Linked DNA regions of Homo sapiens: region 1 is linked to region 2. A link is a contact called in ENCODE Hi-C data. All regions are on one chromosome and are shown on one strand. The core of a region is the stretch at or near the end of the contact, and the rest is flanking DNA. Distances in the headings are between cores, read along the strand shown.

The links. A loop is a pair of places that touch in the nucleus more often than their neighbours do. Pooled maps may share reads with other maps.
Region 1: a loop to region 2 is called in a pooled map, with 8 times the contacts of the local background. The contact joins the promoter of NCOA5 here to the promoter of PIGT in region 2. A Hi-C loop is called at or near these places in 11 of 50 pooled maps.

Annotation. Positions count from the first base shown.
Region 1 is chr20:46,085,663-46,091,971 of GRCh38, forward strand. It overlaps NCOA5 (nuclear receptor coactivator 5), which reads right to left and starts at 4,300. Exons shown (of 8, transcript NM_020967.3): 1 at 4,155-4,300. RefSeq lists enhancers at 2,772-3,586, 3,524-3,733, 3,587-4,400, 4,414-4,463 and a silencer at 3,904-4,253.
Region 2 is chr20:45,414,727-45,421,167 of GRCh38, forward strand. It overlaps PIGT (phosphatidylinositol glycan anchor biosynthesis class T), which reads left to right and starts at 1,415. Exons shown (of 12, transcript NM_015937.6): 1 at 1,415-1,617; 2 at 1,791-1,968; 3 at 4,126-4,253; 4 at 4,569-4,669; 5 at 4,778-4,864; 6 at 5,410-5,497; 7 at 5,606-5,703; 8 at 5,802-5,967. The coding sequence starts at 1,431. It overlaps LOC107985405 (a long non-coding RNA gene), which reads right to left and starts at 3,657. Exons shown (of 2, transcript XR_001754640.2): 1 at 3,488-3,657; 2 at 1-2,091. RefSeq lists an enhancer at 4,884-4,943.

The DNA of each region.
Region 1 (6,309 bases), core at 3,050-5,549, 670 kb after region 2:
AGTTTGGTGTTGGGAACACGGGGATAGGAGGAATAAAAGAGAGAGGAATAACATGAAGCAAGAGTTGGACTAGATCCAGATTGCAAAACACTTTGCTATGGACAAGGAAGAATCTAGTGGCTAGAGGGTCTATTGGGGGCTATAAACTGAACTACCACAGAGTCTCAATGAAGCCAAATTAACGAAACTTTATGTATATTATCCCCAAATGCGGTGAGGGAGTATTTAAATGTAAGACATTCAAAATATTGCCCATTTTAGTAACATTCTTCAAAGACCATTGGTTTGACACTGAAGGAGAAAAAAATTGAAAAAGTCATGATTTTACTTTCAATAAAGGGCTCCCATGTAGCTAGGAATACAGGTGCATGCACCACCACCCTGGCTAATTTTTTTTGTAGAGACAGGATCTCACCATGTTGCCCAGGTTGGTCTCAAACTTCTATCAAAAGGGATCTTCCCACTTCAGCCTCCCCAAACGCTGGGATTACAGGTGTGAGCCACTGTACCCAGCCTTAAGATACTTTACAGAGCTAAAGGTATAAGACAAGACACTCTGTTTTCTAATGCAACTTAAGCTGCCCTGATCCTTGCCTAAAGTTGTCTGGTCTTTACATAGGATGTCTGGAAAAGTTCTGATTCTTATGAGGTGAACTATTTCCTTAACATAAAATTGGTCCAGATGACCTATTATCTCTTTTTTTAAGTGAAAGGATAAAGAATGAAGATGACCATTCCCATAAATATTCATATCTGGTGGTAACAAAACCACCATTTAAAAAGCAGCATGCATGCTGGTATTATATATTTAGCTGTCAATATACTTCATATTTCTCTAATGTACTGCTGCTTGAGACAGTGGCTTTACCCTGATCCTGTCATTAATGACTCTCATTAATGAGAGTAACATAAAGGATAATTCTGTTAGTCATTGCTCTTTTAACTTTTTGACAGTTTAACTCTGCTTAAGCAGAATGGTCTAAACAAATATATGTGCTATTCACAGGACAACTATTTTTGCACAAAAAAGCTGATATTGAGCTTTAAAAGCAGCTGTCTTAAAGATATGCAGTAATCATTAATAAACCACAAGGTACAGAGAGGAAATACAGCGTAGTAGAAAGAGTAGTCAGTTCTGAGGAACACTATTACTTCAAAATATTCATGAGAGGATAGCAGGAGAAAGGCATCATGATAACTTCCTCTCTCAGATATTGACATTGCACATATTTAGCACATAAATGCCTCTGAGAAGTTTTGGAGTAAGGACACCACTATATCTCAACATTTCCCAATTTTGCTTGACCCTGAAATCAATTATCTCCAATGATGTCTTGAATATGTTCTACTAATTATGTGATCTGGGGCAAGAAATCTAACCTCTTTGAGTCATCATTTCCCTATAAATAAAAAAGATCAAACTAGTTTATCAGTCTCATAAGATGACGGGCAGGAGCAATGATTTAGTATTTACCATATGCACTACTGGCTGTATGTTATTATCATTACTACACTAAGAGTAACAGTGACTTCAGGAATAGACGTTTCATTCTTCACGTGGGGAGTCAAAAACAAGAGAACAACCTAAACTGAAGGGAAGAAAAAGTTTAATATATTTCTTGTGAAGATTTTCCATTCTTAAAAGCACAACTAAATTTTATTAATCCTCACAGTAGTAAAACATTACACAAAGGCACTGCCATCTGCAGGTCATAAACATGGACTGCTTGCAATGATTATTTAAAATGAAGTTTCAAACCAATAAATCTTTTCTCATCAGACTACGAAAGTCTTTCCAAAAATTGTTTATTCTGGTTGGACGCGGTGGCTCATGCCTGTAATCCCAGCACTTTCGGAGGCAGAGGCGGGCAGATCACCTGAGGTTGGGAGTTCGAGACTAGCCTGACCAACATGGAGAAACCCCGTCTCCACTAAAAATATACAAAATTAGCCGGGCGTGGTGGCGCACGCCTGTAATCCCAGCTACTTAGGAGACTGAGGCAGGAGAATTGCTTGAACCCGGGGGCCAAGATCGCACCACTGCACTCCAGCCTGGGCAACAAGAGTGAAGCTCTGTCTCAGAAAAAACAAAAACAAAACCAAAACAAACAAGTTGTTTTTTCTTAGCTCTCAAGCACTGGTAGATGAGTTTCCATTTGCTGAAGTTCTGAAACGGACGCCGGGCTTAAATCAAATTCTCAGAAATGTGAAGAAAATGACCTTAGCCTTACGTAAATTCTACATTGTGATCATACCAAGGTAACCCCAAAGAAACATGTTTTTAACAGGGGGAGAGATACATACACACACACACATATATATACATATACATATATATATATTTTTTTACACAGCCTTTGAGGGGAGGGGAAGAAAACTTGAATAAGCCTGAACTGACTTATGGGACTTTCCTGTCAATGATTTAAATTAAATCTGCTCTTACATTCACATAAACAGATCTTATGAACACACTATTAACTTACAAGTAAGTTAATCTGTCAATGCCTCCTTTAAACTTGTGGTGTTCACAGGTATGCAACATTGAGCAAACTGAATCTAGAAAAACTCCTTCCAATGAGCCTTGCAATATGGATTCGCTGGGACATTCTACAAGGAAAATCAGTGTTTCTAAGTTTTAGGTTAAGAGAAGTGTCAGAGGTTTCAAAGGCAATCTGAAGAGTGACAGATGAGCTCAAAGAAAGGCAAAGAAATCACAATAAAGGAAGAAATGGATGTTAACAAATAGCCAAGTGATTTCTAATATCCACAATGCAAAGCATGGGCTTTACTGGTTGCAAAAAGTAGACACAAAGTTAGTTTTCACACCCAGACTGACTCATAGAGAAAACATTAAATTAAGAGTTGTCAAAACTCACAAAAGCTTCCCCAGCATTTGTAGAAACATCTTTTTATGAGCCAACAGGGGGCTACGACATCACAACGCTGTAAGAAAATTCAGGCACACCGGGTGCACCTGAGTGAACACAGTTCTTGCAGTTCCCTGGGACTAACACTTTTAAGTCAACAAAGAGAACAGTTTACAAGAAAGCTGTTACATTATCCCTGAAGAGCCCAGGGCATTCATAGAATCTGCTTTGCCTCAGGAAAAATTCTGTGCACAGAGTGCAAGCCAGAAGAACCACAATTAATCAGCTACTCCTCGGGCAGCGTTTCCCAAAGTGTGGAACGCAGAATAATTTCAGGAGGAACAAGGACGCACTGTTTATTTCAACAGACAGATATTTATTTTTTTTATAAGCATTAGAAAAATAACTGGCTTTCCAGTACCCGGTTTGTGATTGAAGTTGCCGCCTTAAATATATTTAAGGAGAAAAAAAGAGTCAGTTTGAATTTTTTAAAAAATGTAACATTTGGTAAATAGCAGTACAGATGGTCCACGGACATAAAGGTGCAACGCGAGACTGAAACGTGTGCAACGCCGTCCTAAGAGAAGCCCCTCGCCCGCTGGCGGGGAGCGGACAGTGCCCCGCGCCGGGAGCTTGGAAAGCCGGCCGGATCGGACGCTGGCGCTGAGCTACGTGGTAAACCCGGGAACAGTTCCTCTCCCCGTTCTCTGGGCCCGAGGTCCGCGCCTACAAAACGCGTGGGGTGTCACACCACAAGGAGACACCCCGAGAATGCGGTCAGGGGCCGCGAGACGGTGGCGGGGGACAGCGCTCAGTACACCGCTCGGCGCTGCACGCCTGGAGAACGCCCGGTGCCACGGGACGCCTTGGGCCCGGTTCGAATCCCGACTGCGCCACTGACTCGCTGAGGACCCGCGGGCGAGCGACTCCACCGTTTCGACAGGGGGTGCGGGATGTGCGGCTCAACCAGAGAAGCCTTGAGGACTCCTAGTGACCGACCGTTCGTGCACAGACAGGCGGCTGCGATGCGACGCCGCCGACCTGCGTCCACCACAGAGAACCGTAGGCCGCCTCGGCCGGCCGGGCCTGGGCCTGACGGGAGCCGGAGGCGGCCGCGCCCCGCACCGGGCATGCGCAGCACCGCGCGCACCCGGAGAGGAGCCGAGACCGTGGCCGCGCGTCGAGTGGGCCTTCCCGCCTCAGCCTCCCCGTCCGGCCAGGCCCCCCACAACGGCCTGCCCGTCAGCCCCACGCCTCGGCTGACGGCCAGCGCTTCCCGGCACTCACCGCTACCAGCGCGGCGGGCTCCCGGCCGCTCCTTCGCCTCAGGCCCGCCGCTGCCGCCTCCGCGTCGGCCCACCTGCCCGCCGTAGGACAAAGGCGCCACCAACCGACCGGCGCGGGCACGAGGCAATGGCGGCCGGGCGGAGAGTGGAGATGGGGGCAGAGGGCGCGCACGTAGCGGCAGGCGCGGCACTGTCGCAAGACCGCGCGTGTTTACGGCAGGGCTGAGTTGGGGCGTCGATCTCCTTGGCAATGAGGGCCCGGGAAGTGGCTCTCGGGCGGGAGTTGAGAACGCAGGGAGTTGCCTAGCAACAGCGTCCTAGGCTGAGGATGGGCCCCACGGTGGTCGCCTCAGCCCCCGCCCCAGAGTACTTTTTTTCTGTTTTCAGAGCACATTCCCTCCTCCCTAACTGTGGGAACAGAACATTCAAATCCCCAAATACCTTGATTTAGTCTTGCATAAAACTGAAAGCAAAAACCCCAAATCCCTATACACGTGTGTATTGGAGAATATATATAGTCCTGTAACCTCCGGACCACAAGGAACAAAGAGAGCAGAAAGGTGGAGAAAATGTTGTATTTAAATTTACATTTAAATAGGCTCTGTACTCTATTAGTTTCACTGACAAGCGGCAAAAGGTTTCTGGAGATATAGTCACAGGTTCTTCTTGAGTTATTTATTCTTGGAATATTCGTTCAACGTCAAAAATTTCCCGGAATGTAACTGTTGACCGTGAAGCCTGTAAAATGTTGTACTGTTCATTTCATGTATAGAATACATTTGTCACAGGGAATGGGATTTGCTCACACAATAGTAAATGCACTCTATTAATCACAGCCATAGCTATATTAATCAGGTACTCTTTTATTAGTGTTGGAAACGCCTCAGACTCCATGGGGTCTAGTTCTTCTCCTTGCGAATATTGCCTACTAAGAAAAAATGGTGCCTGCGGAATTTAAACACTACAAGAAGCCAGATTTCTTTGACATCTACCCCTATGCTCACTCCACTCATTTATTCACTGAATGTTTATTACATACCTACTATGTAGCCCTATACTTATTATATGCCTGCTTGTTAGGCGCTGTTATGAGCAAATGCAGACCCTTTTCTGCTATCTTTGAGATTACAGTCTGGTGAAAGCATTAGACGAATAATCACACTTGAGTGTGTAATTGCAAACTGAGATAAACGCTGTGATGGAAAGAAATAGGGATTCTCAATGGTTGTAACTAGAACTTTAGTTTACTCACAGGCAAAGTGGGTTATTCCAATTCCCACTTTATAAGACTGTATGAAATTAGAAATGAAGACATAAAGTCTGTCAAATAATGGATACCCAACAAATGTTCATTCTTATTCCTTTCCCTCCAATATAGATCCTAATACTATGAAAATTTAAGAAGAATCATATTAATTAGATGATTAAGATAACCAAGCTTAGGGAAAAATGTTGGTTTAGAGGTGAGTGGCAGTACCTCAAGTGGGTAGTGGACTTTAGCCAAAAGATGTATTCAGTGACTTGTGTATTAAGTGTTTAATGAGTGTTTTTTATGCACTTGATTTTGTGGAGAGTAGAGAGTAAGGTAGACAAAATCCTTGTGCTTAGGGAGCTCATGGCCTATTAGGGAATATGAGCAATAAACAAACGATAATATATAGTGTTTGATGAGTATTTTTGATAGAGGAGCAAGTTAATTTTATGAAGAAAGATTCTTGTAGGGAGGCAGGTGCTCAGGACTTGGTGACTTCTTATTTAGATGTTTGCTTTACATAATAGGTAACATCTATTGTGTGCCTACCATGTGCTGAATCCTTTACACATATCATCTCATTTAATCCTCACAACCCTATTGAGAGGTGACAGCGTGCTGGCAGCCCTCACAGCCCTTGCTCACTCTCGGTGCCTCCTCGGCCTCGGCGCCCATTCTGGCCGCGCTTGAAGAGCCCTTCAGCCCGCCGCTGCACCATGGAAGTCCTTCTCTGGGCTGGCCGAGGCCGGAGCCGGCTCCCTCCGCTTTCGGGGAGGTGTGGAGGGAGAGGCACGGGCGGGAACCGGGGCTGCGCGCGGCGCTTGCGGGCCAGCTAGAGTTCCAGGTGGGCGTGGGCCTGGCGGGCCCCACACTCGGAGCGGCCGGCCCGCCCTGCTGGCCCCAG
Region 2 (6,441 bases), core at 165-2,664:
ACATTTTTAGTTACCAGGGAAATGCAAATTAAAACCACAATGAGCAAACACTACATACATACCCAAGTGGTCAAAACTAAAAAGTACAAAAAATTAGAAACTTCAAATGCTGACCAGGATGTGGTACAATGGAGACTCATAGTTTATGGAAACATAAAATGATACATTTTGGAGAAAGGTCTGACAGTTTCTTATAAAATTAAACATACACCTGCTCTCTGACCCAGCAATTCCACTCTTAAATACCTGGCCAAAGGATATGAGAAATATACGTCTACAAAGGAGCTTGCACAGACAGCAGCCTTGTTAATAATAACCAAAAACTTTAAAAGTGCCCATCAAGAGTTGAATGGATAAATTAATAATACTACGCAGTAATAAAAAGAATTGTGGATACATGCAAGAACATGGATGATTCTCAAAAACATTCTTCCCATGAGAAAAAAAAAAGCCTTACACAGTATACATACTATATGATTTCATTTATATTTAGTTCTGGAACAGATTAATCTATTGTGGGAAAAAATCAGGGTACTAACTGCCTCTGGAAGGTGATAGAGGAGCAGGGATTGACTAGGAAAGGGTATTGCTAATTTTCTGGGGTTTTAGGAATGTTCTGTATCATGATAGGAGTTCGGGTTACATAGGTGTGTGCATTTGTCAAAACTCAGTGAATGTGTACTTTGGATTTGTGCATTTCACTGTATGTGAATTTTACATCAAAATGCAATCGAATACTGAACTCTAGTTAATTATATGCATGCTTAACTACTTAAAGGAAAGTGTACTAATGTCTGCAATTTACTTTGAAGTGCACCAAAACACAAGATGGAATGATGGATGTATAGACAAATATGTGGTAAAGTACAAGTATAGTATAATGTAAATAGTAGAATCTAGGTGGTGGAAAATAGGTTTATTGTAACAGGTGCTCATTCTTTCAATTTTGTTTGAACATTTTCGTAATAAAAGAACCACTTATTTGGGGGTTTTGCAGCAAATGGAGACACTAGAAGCTAAGAGGGGCAGGAGGTTCCTCTTACTTTGGGAAATGCAAATTAAAACCACAATGGTTTTCCCAAAAGTAATTGATCTTTTTCAGTCAATGTTTCCTCAACTATCAAATGGGTAAAATGGCAGTGAAGGAGCTTCATATTATTAAGCATTTCCTGGTGGGTGGAATACGCCATGAACTAGGTGCGGCCTCAAGCTGGTTACTCGCCCTGCCTACTCCCTCTCGTGTCCTCCCAGTACCCCCTTAGACCCACCAGCTCTGAGGGAATCTTCGCGACCTGCGCAGGCGGTCGCTCTGATAACCGCATCCCGGTTTCCGGGACGACAGCGGAAGTCACTTCTCACACGCCTTTCTTATTGGATACCGGCTTTTCATGGGGCCGAGCGCCGCTGGGTAGGCGGAAGTAGCCGCAGGCATGGCGGCGGCTATGCCGCTTGCTCTGCTCGTCCTGTTGCTCCTGGGGCCCGGCGGCTGGTGCCTTGCAGAACCCCCACGCGACAGCCTGCGGGAGGAACTTGTCATCACCCCGCTGCCTTCCGGGGACGTAGCCGCCACATTCCAGTTCCGCACGCGCTGGGATTCGGAGCTTCAGCGGGAAGGAGGTGAGGGCGCGAGATCTGACCAGGGAAAGATTTCCGTAGTGCCTGCTGGCTGGCCGGCCGTGGGATGAAGGCAAACTTTGGGGGCGGGGCCTAATTCCTGGGTAGAGTTCGGGATCCTGGGTGTGGACCCCGACGAGGTGGGGATCGTCACTCACCTGCTCCCGTTTCCCCAGTGTCCCATTACAGGCTCTTTCCCAAAGCCCTGGGGCAGCTGATCTCCAAGTATTCTCTACGGGAGCTGCACCTGTCATTCACACAAGGCTTTTGGAGGACCCGATACTGGGGGCCACCCTTCCTGCAGGCCCCATCAGGTGCAGAGCTGTGGGTCTGGTTCCAAGACACTGTCACTGAGTGAGTGCACACCTTGGGCCCTGTTGCAGGCCATGGAGGGAATGTGGCTGGGAGAGTGTTGTCATCCTGCCACTGCTCTTGGGGACAGCACTTCCAGTAGGCAGCGATTCCATGGGGGTAGAGCTGGCATTGGAAGTAAGAAATGTTACCACAGATGAATAAACTTCCCAATCCTAAAACTTTCAGACCTGAGGTAGCACATGCATATCCCTGGAGAGGCAAATAGCAAACAATTAATGCTTATTTGGAGGTAAGGCAGTAGAAAACTGGCAACTGGATAACCTTTTAAAAGGCATTCATTAATATTTTTTAAATGATAATAAATACCACGAAAGCCAACCATAACATATCTGTGGGTTACAACTGGCCAACAGGATGCTACATCACAGTGTTAGAGGAACTGCTTTTGTTTGGGAGGGGGCAGGTCTAGTTACTGTGCCTACTACAAACCGCTATTTCCCAGTGGCTGCTGTGGCTATCCTGTTTAGAATAGAACCTTTCTGTGCAGTGGTTGCAAACAGGTCTACATGGGCCACACAGGTAAGGAATGAATAAAGGTATTTTTAAAATTGACAAACACAGGAATGAGAAATATATCTCATTTTCCTCTTAATCCCACTATAAGAAATCAATAGTGCAAGTATGATATAACAAGTTTTAGGGCAATAAAAAGGAGCAGCAGGAATTGTGGCAGGCTAGAGAGTTTGTGTGACATTCTAACGAGGACAGCTCTGCCACTCAGCTTCTATGGATTGTTGCCATGTGGGAATAGAGGCCTAATGTGGTCAGAGTCAAATGTTTCTAAAAATTTTTTGTAGAAACAAGGTCTCACTATATTGCCCAGGCTGGTCTCGAACTCCTGGGTTCAAGCGATCCTCCTGCCTCAGCCTCCCAAAGTGTTGGGATTACAGGCAAGAGCCACCACACCTGGCCTCATTTTTCAAGAGATACCAGAAATCTGGAATTTAATGTGAAAATTGGCAAATTCAAATATCAGCAAGTAATTTAAAAATTTTTTGAGTGCTGTGCGGGTCAATGTTGTGCATACCAAATGAAGCATGTTTATGGTTTGAGTAGAGCTTTCCGGCTTCAAGTTTGCCATTTTTATTTGAGGCTTAAGGATTGGAGCAGTTGAAAAGCTCTGAACATAGAATTATCAAAAGCTCCTGGACAACACTAAGGAATAAGGAATAAGCAGTAACTCCCCAGCTTGCCAAGACTTTCTCTCTTGCCTCAACTCTGGCTCCCCTACCCTTTCCTGTCTACTCTGCTGTCACTGTCTTCCCTCAGCCCGTAATTGCCTGAAATGTGGAGCAAATGCTTAGAATTCTTTCTAGTGCTTATTAAGTTTTATGCTTTCTCTATTACTGAGAGCAAATCTCTTTTGATATTTCTCCAAGAAAAGAACATTAATTTAATTTGATGTTTTTATGAAATCCTAGAACAGTTGTTTTTCCCATGTTCAGTGAGCTTTTTTGGATATAAGACTTCTCACCATGATAGTAGAATCAGGACTTACCTTTATTCCCAGAGTATACACAGGGTAGTATGCATTGTTTTGCCCAGCCCAGCACATTCAAGGAAGATCAGTGAGCTCATTTCAGCTCTGATACATGAGGCGCTTTCCATGGTGTCAGGGGAAGTACATAGATGACCCAGACTGGTCCTTGTCCTCAAGTTGCTTACAGCCTAGTTAGGGAGAAAAGGTGGTCAGGACACGATGCTGCTGCCACCTAGCCATCTCCCAGGAGGGACCTAGTAAGATGCTTGGATGGTCAGAACCGTGACTGCACAGAGGAGACTGTGCTTAAGGAGGGCAGGAAAGGCTTCGTGGAGGGGAGGTAAGCACTGGAGCCGGATCATGAAGGTAGGCAGAAAGAAGTTAGCAAAGGCTTGCAAGGAAGGAAGAATCACCTGAGCAGAGACCCATGGGGATGCAGAGATGTCCAGAGGAGAGTGAGGAAGAAGGGGCTGAGTAGGATGAGACCCAGCAAGTGGGCTGGCTGGGGGCAGCAATGTTCCAGCTCCATCAACTGGCCCGTCTAATAGTTAAGAATACAGCCTCCTCCTATCATAGGTTTAGCAGCCAGCTGTGGACTTTGAAAGAGGGAGCAGAGGTAGCCCCAGGACAGTGAGTGGATTTGTGTCTCTATCCAGTGTGGATAAATCTTGGAAGGAGCTCAGTAATGTCCTCTCAGGGATCTTCTGCGCCTCTCTCAACTTCATCGACTCCACCAACACAGTCACTCCCACTGCCTCCTTCAAACCCCTGGGTCTGGCCAATGGTGAGATAACCCCTACAGCCCTTTCCTTCTTCCTCTTACCTCCTGCCCAAACCTTTGCCTCCTTTTCCCTCAGTTTCCTGCTTCCTCAGCCTGGGCTAGATCCTAAGTCCCCTGTGTGTGCAGGCCCCCAATACTGTGCCATCTCTGCATGCCTTTTCCCAAGGAGAGAAGGGAGTCCTACTCCCAGTTGGGACTGTCCAGACTGTGGTGCTAGAGGTGGTGTGGGGAGCAGGAGGGTCATTCCCATCTCTGGAATGTGGATCCCGAGGGGTCAGAGCCCAAGGCCCACCCCAGACAGACCTCTGTCTCCCTCAGACACTGACCACTACTTTCTGCGCTATGCTGTGCTGCCGCGGGAGGTGGTCTGCACCGAAAACCTCACCCCCTGGAAGAAGCTCTTGCCCTGTAGTTCCAAGGTGAGGCCGCAGAGCCTGGCAGCCGGGGGCGGGGGGTGTATAGAGAACCTGCGCCCCATGCCAAGTGCTCCATACAGGGCTTCTCTTATCTCTTTCCATCTCCTCCAGGCAGGCCTCTCTGTGCTGCTGAAGGCAGATCGCTTGTTCCACACCAGCTACCACTCCCAGGCAGTGCATATCCGCCCTGTTTGCAGAGTAAGTCATGGGGAGTAGAGGAAGCTGCCATCCAGGGGCTCAGAGAAGGTACATGTAAAGCATGTGGTCAGTGTCTGGCTCAGGCTGAGTGAGTACTGAGTGGTAGATGTGATGACGGTTATTCAGGGCATTGGCCAAGCACCAAGAAAACAGTGGTTGCCTAGCAAGCACTGAATAAATATTTGTCATGGAAAATAGTGGTTCAGAACAATAGCTATGCGGGTGCAATTGCTAGCTCAGTCACTTGCCAGCTGGCGTAACCTTGGGTGAATCATTTCATTCCCCTGAGCTTGGTTTCCCACCCTGCCACATGACATTGATAGTAGAATCCACTCCTAGGGTTGTTGTGATAGTTTATCAAACTGATGCACATACAGCTGTCAGCACGGGGTCTGGCACGAGGTCAAGTGCTCAGGAGTGGGTGGTAGCAAATCGATGGATGTGAAGATACATAGATGAGGGATTGAGTCTGAGTAGGAGTCTTTTTGGGGGCTGTGTGGTGAGAGTGATACCCCCTCACTGCTGCCATCTGGCCCTTGTGATAGAATGCACGCTGTACTAGCATCTCCTGGGAGCTGAGGCAGACCCTGTCAGTTGTATTTGATGCCTTCATCACGGGGCAGGGAAAGAAAGGTAAGTTACCTTGGCAACTCATCTGTACCCACCCATGCCAGCCCTGCCTTATCTATGTGGACTAGGCCTAGGCCTGGCCCCTGCTCAGCCCTGCGCTCTGTTTCTCAGACTGGTCCCTCTTCCGGATGTTCTCCCGAACCCTCACGGAGCCCTGCCCCCTGGCTTCAGAGAGCCGAGTCTATGTGGACATCACCACCTACAACCAGGTAACAAGGTCTCCAGCCACACACACAAACACACCGCTGGTCCCCAGGACCAGCCTACCCTCTCTGCTTGCTTCTTAGCCCTGCCTTTGTGTCCCCAGGACAACGAGACATTAGAGGTGCACCCACCCCCGACCACTACATATCAGGACGTCATCCTAGGCACTCGGAAGACCTATGCCATCTATGACTTGCTTGACACCGCCATGATCAACAACTCTCGAAACCTCAACATCCAGCTCAAGTGGAAGAGACCCCCAGAGAATGGTGAGTGGGTGGTTGGTTGGACTGCTGGGTTGCAACGGCTACAGAGAAAAGACTCACAATCCCACGTCTTTGCCGTTAGATGATTGGGTTGTATTTAGACCAGATTTCCAGAGTCATATGCTGCTGACTGTAGCTATTCCAAGCTCTACGATTTTGGGTAGGTTCCTAAACTCCCCAAGCTTCAGCATCCACATCTGAAAAATAGAGTATACTTAGCAAATTGGATGAGATGATGTGAAAAATGGAGTTAGTTCATGCATTTGCTTAATCAACCAAATACTTTTGAATTCATACTAAGTGCCAGGCATAGAGTGTTGAATAAGACAGAGGACACTGCACTCAAGAAATATAAGTCTACTAGCTAGGGCAGGTGTCAGTTAATTAATTACAGTTGTGTTCAGTTCCCTTACCAAGGGAAAGAGCAGAATATCCTGAGAGGACCTGGATTGGGTTCGAAGGGGGCACGGTGTTCGT